Linked DNA regions of Homo sapiens: region 2 is linked to region 1. A link is an interaction called in ENCODE POLR2A ChIA-PET data of the cell type or tissue named here. Cell type or tissue: Panc1. All regions are shown on one strand.

Region 1 (2,500 bases):
GATACAAAAACCACCAAAAGCTCCTTGAAGGCAAGGAGTGTAACTATTTTGTTTATTGTAATAAACTTTCTAAAGTCTAGCACATGGTGCTTAATAAATATTTGTTTACTGGATCAGTGAATGGAGAACAAATCAATATCAATCTCCTGGAGGGTACTTTGGCTCTCTAGCTGTAAAAACATTCATACCTTTTGACCTAATTATTCCATTTATAACAACGTAGCCTTAGAAAGAAAATCATGGGGCCAAGCACGGTGGCTCATGCCTGTAATCCCAGCACTTTGGGAGGCTGAGGTGAGTGGATCACCTGAGGTCAGGAGTTCAAGACCAGCCTGGCCAACATGGTGAAACCCTGTGTCTACAAAAAATACAAAAATTAGCCGGGCATGATGGCGGGTGCTTGTAATCCCAGCTATTCAAGAGGCTGAGGTGGGAGAATCTCTTGAACCCGGGAGGTGGTGGCTGCAGTCAGCCGAGATTGTGCCATTACACTCCGGCATGGAAGACAGAGTGAGACTCCGTCTCAAAAAAAAAAAAAAAAAAAAAAAAAAAAATCAGGCCAGGCACAGTGGCTCACACCTTTAATCCCAGCAGTTTGGGAGGCTGATGCGGGTGGATTGCTTGAGTTCAGGAGTCCAAGACCAGCCTCGGCAACATGGTGAAACCCTGTCTCTACAAAAATAAAAAAATAAAAAAATAAAAAGCCAGACGTGGTGGTGTGAGCCTGTAGTTCCAGCTACTCAGAAGGCTAAGGTGAGAGGATTGCTTGAGCCCAGGAGGTCGAGGCTGCAGTGAGCTGAGGTTGTGCCACTGCACTCCAGCCTGGGCGGTAGGGCGAGACACTGTCTTAAAAAAAAAAAAAAAAAAAAAAAAAAGAAAGAAAATCAAAGAAGCACACAAGAGAATACAAGAGAATATTCATTCTAATCATATAAAAAGTAACATTTAAAAATAAAACATTTGACAGTAAAGCACTGATTACTAAGCAACTACTAAAAGAATATTTTTAGAGAATATACAATGAAATAGGAAACTATGGAATGAAAAAAATAAAATATAAATATATAATGTGATCTAATATAGTAAAAAAGGTACTTATATATGGAAACATGCTAAAAGGAAATTGATCAAAATGTCAATAGCAATTATCGCTGAGTGGTAGAATTATAGCTGATTTTTATTTTCTTCTATCTACTTTCTTCAATGAGCACATAATTACTTTCTTAAACAAAATCCAAAACCAAAATCAACTGGAAAATAAGAAGACAAGGCTCAGTTTAAAAGAGAAAATTAGGCTGGGCGCGGTGGCTCACACCTGTAATCCCAGCACTTTGGGAGGCTGAGGTGGGCAGATCACCTGAGGTTGAGAGCTCGAGACCAGCCTGACCAACATGGAGAAACCCCATCTCTACTAAAAATGCAAAATTAGCTAGGCGTGGTGGCACATGCCTGTAATCCCTGCTACTCAGGAAGGCTGAGGCAGGAGAATCGCTTGAACCTGGGAGGCGGAGGTTGCGGTGAGCCAAGATTGTGCCATTGCACTCCAGCCTGGGTAACAGAGCAAAACTCCATCTCAAAAAAAAAAAAAAAGAAAAGAAAGAAAGAAAATTAAAAATTAAAAAAATCAAGAAACGTCTTTTTTTTTTTTTTTTTTTTTTGAGACTGAGTCTTACTCTGTCTCCCCAGATGGAGTGCAGTGGTGCACTCTCGGCTCACTGCAAGCTCCGCCTCCTGGGTTAAAGTGATTCTCATGCCTCAGCCTCCCGAGCTGGTATTACAGGTGCATGCCACCATGCCCGGCTAATTTTTGTATTTTTAATAGAGACGGGGTTTCACCATGTTGGCCAGGCTGGTCTTGAAGTCCTGACCTCAAGTGATCCACCTGCCTCGGCCTCCCAAAGTGTTGGGATTACGGGCATGAGCCAGCATGCCTGGGCAAGAACTGTCATTTTTTTAAAAAGGACATGGTTCTTACAAGTTCGCTTCTGCTAAACAGTGGTTCTCAAACTTGAATGTGTATTAGAATTACCTGAAAGGTTTGTGAACAGAAACTGCTGCCTCTGCCCCTCCCTCTTACTCAGTAGGTCTGGATGGGGCCCCAAAATTTGCATTTCTAACAAGTTCCACTTCGCTAAAAGACGGCAACATAGAAAGCCCATATGGTGTAATGAAAATGATGTGGGTTTTGAGGTCAGTCTTGGCTCTGCCCTTTTTAAGATGTTTTGTAGAAATAGTTGACAGACTCTAATCCTGCTCAGCCTCTGTTTCCACACCAATAAAAGTAATGCACACTTCATAGATGTATTGTGAGGGTTAAATGGTATGATTAAATACCCAACATAGTGCTTGACTCAGTTAAGGATTTTAATTAATGGTGGTCCCCTTTCCTTTGATTTCCTCAAAGATACAGCACACTGGGTTTATGGTAACATGATTTAGGTGTACCACAGGTCAAATCATTTCCTTCAAACTTAACAAACCATACATGTTCATCTGCTAC
Region 2 (2,500 bases), 130 kb after region 1:
TTGCTTTTTAAATTTTAGTTTAATTCTGTTTTGTGGATATGTGAAACATTTACATAGTTTCAGAGTTAAATCTGCAAAAGTCCATCCCCACCAACCCATATATAGTGGTATTGCTCATTCTTATTTACAACTTGAGAGTATTCTATTAGATATTTCCTTCAGGATATATCTATCATAAATATTTAATCAGCCAGTCTCCTGTTGATAGACATTTGGGTTGTTTCCAGTATTTTGCTGTTATAAGTAGGCAGCTATTTTTTTTTTTTGACATCTTCTAATTTGTTAACCCTTTAACTTTGCCCCAGTAGACAAACAGTATCCTCCCAATTGACTCTAATAACTACGTAAAGTATACGGGATGTTCAAAGATACAGTGTTGACCTTAGTTCATCAGCAGGCCCTTATTTTGAGCTCTGTTTGTGTATGTAGCACATAGCCCCTAACAGTGGGGATTAGAGAGACATATAAGAAGTGTGGGCCAGATACAGTGGCTCATGCTTGTAATCTCAGCATCTTCAGAGGCCGAAGCGGGAGGATTGCTTGAGCCCAGGAGGTCGAGACAGCCTGGGCAACATTGTGAGACTGTGTCTCTACAAAAAATAAGAAAAAAAATTAGCCAGGCATGGTAGTGTGCACCTGTGATACCAGGTACTTAGGAGGCTGAGGTGGAATGATCACTTGAGCCCAGGAGGTCAAGGGTGCAGTGAGCCGAGATTGCTTGCACCACTACATCCCAGCCTGGGCAACACAGCAAGACACTATCTCAAACAAACAAACAAAAGGAAGCGTCATAGAGCACACTGGCTATTTTGAATGTTTAAGGAAGTTTAATAAAAATGGAGCTCTTGGGAAATAATTTTTAGTAAGACTTGAGATGAGTCTTAATAGTTGAGTTAACATTTAGGTTATTCTTTTCAGTGTCATCATTGCTTCATCCTGTTCAGGTAGGGAAGCATTTTAATCTTGGCTACTTCAAATCCCTTTATAAGAAGGATTACCTCTATGATTAGGAGATCGTTTATTAGCTCCTGCTATACTCTAGCTTATGGAGTCACATGATGTTTAGTCAGATAGCTTCCCTTAGGCAAGGCCCAGAAACCCACTTGGAAGGCCAGTCTGTAGTGCAGGAGGCAGCCTGGTGCAATGGATGGAGCCTAGCAGTGTAAGGGACTGCTGCTGTGTTGTATTTTAATTCCCTGAGGTCTCTATCATGAGATTTTAGGCCTAGCCTCAAGACTTTTCTACTTGCCCTTGCCTTTGGCTTTAGCACTGGTCTTCATTGTTTTTGAGACATTTGTCTTTTGTGACTATTATTCTGGGACAGGCCCTTATTCATCTCCTCATTTCTTGCTCAGTTTCAGGCAGTACATCCAGCAACCCAGAAACCAGCAATTGCTCAGTTCCCTGTGGTGTCCCAAGGAGGCTCTCAACAGCAGCTAATGCAGAATTTCTACCAGCAGCAGCAGCAGCAGCAACAACAACAGCAACAGCAACAGCTGGCCACAGCCCTGCATCAACAACAGCTGATGACTCAGCAGGCTGCCTTGCAGCAAAAGCCCACTATGGCAGCAGGACAGCAGCCCCAGCCACAGCCAGCTGCAGCCCCACAGCCAGCCCCTGCCCAGGAGCCAGCGGTAAGAATCAACCAGAGCTCAGAGCACAAAAGCAGCAGAGGAATGTGCAGCGAGAGCTAGGGGAAGGGTGGGAAAGATGGCAGCAGCTGATGAGGGTCCAGGTTGCTTTCCCACCTGGGTGGTTCAATTATTTGATCTTTCCTTGATATATCCAAGAATAGTATGGATGTTCTATAGAAGATAGAGGTTTTTTTAAAAAAGGATTCTAGGCTACTGATGAAGAGCCTTCTTAATTTTTATCACTCTGAAACTAGGCTAGCAGGAAGATCTGTTCATCATCTCTGTCTGTGTCACTTTGAACAGTCAAGGACCTAGGCAGGATTAAAGCTAATCCCTTTCTCTTCTTCAAGGGGCAGTTTGATCCATTGTGCCCTTTCCAGGCCCTGGGTCCTCCATGTTGTGTTTATTCTTTGTCTTGGATGACATTACTAATCACATTATTTAAGTTTACCATGCAGCTCCCGTCAAGGGCCTGCTTACCTGAGACCATTCACCCTGGTGTAATCCCCCTGGGTACCAGAGCATCTGAGTATCCAGTCATTTGAGCCATCTTATCAATTTAGAAATTGGGCATGTCCACTTTTAGATATTGGCTGAGTATGGCATCAGAACCCCTCGTCTGATTGTCCTCTACAGTTTCAACACACACGGGCACATCATGCTTTGGCCTGTGATAAGTGGATTTTTTTCTGTACTCTTATTTTTCTGAGTGATAGTGATAGAAAATGTTATGGTGTTAGAAAAAGACATTTTGCATACCCAGCTGGTAGAGTGTCACAGCTACCCTGTTACTCCCAGGGAAGTCTAACTACTAGAGGAACAAAGGAAAAGTAAGAAGCCATCTTTCTGCTGGGCACAGTGGCCTC

Evidence for each region. ChIA-PET counts read pairs that join two places held together with the same protein. Peaks named below come from ENCODE experiments on the same cell type or tissue, not always from the same donor. Only the 100,000 strongest peaks of a DNase experiment are listed, where the experiment ranks them.
Region 2: POLR2A ChIA-PET joins it to region 1 with 14 read pairs; 6 of 35 experiments call an interaction of 5 or more read pairs at or near these places.

Annotation. Positions count from the first base shown.
Region 1 is chr2:69,647,979-69,650,478 of GRCh38, reverse strand. It overlaps a transcript of ANXA4 not described here. Among named protein-coding and RNA genes, the nearest start is that of AAK1, 5.5 kb to the right of the region's middle. In Panc1, no CTCF peak of the experiment used is centred here; no DNase peak of the experiment used is centred here; H3K27ac peaks cover 949 bases.
Region 2 is chr2:69,513,605-69,516,104 of GRCh38, reverse strand. AAK1 (AP2 associated kinase 1) reads left to right here. Exons shown (of 22, transcript NM_014911.5): 13 at 1,356-1,634. Among named protein-coding and RNA genes, the nearest start is that of SNORA36C, 5.3 kb to the left of the region's middle. In Panc1, no CTCF peak of the experiment used is centred here; no DNase peak of the experiment used is centred here.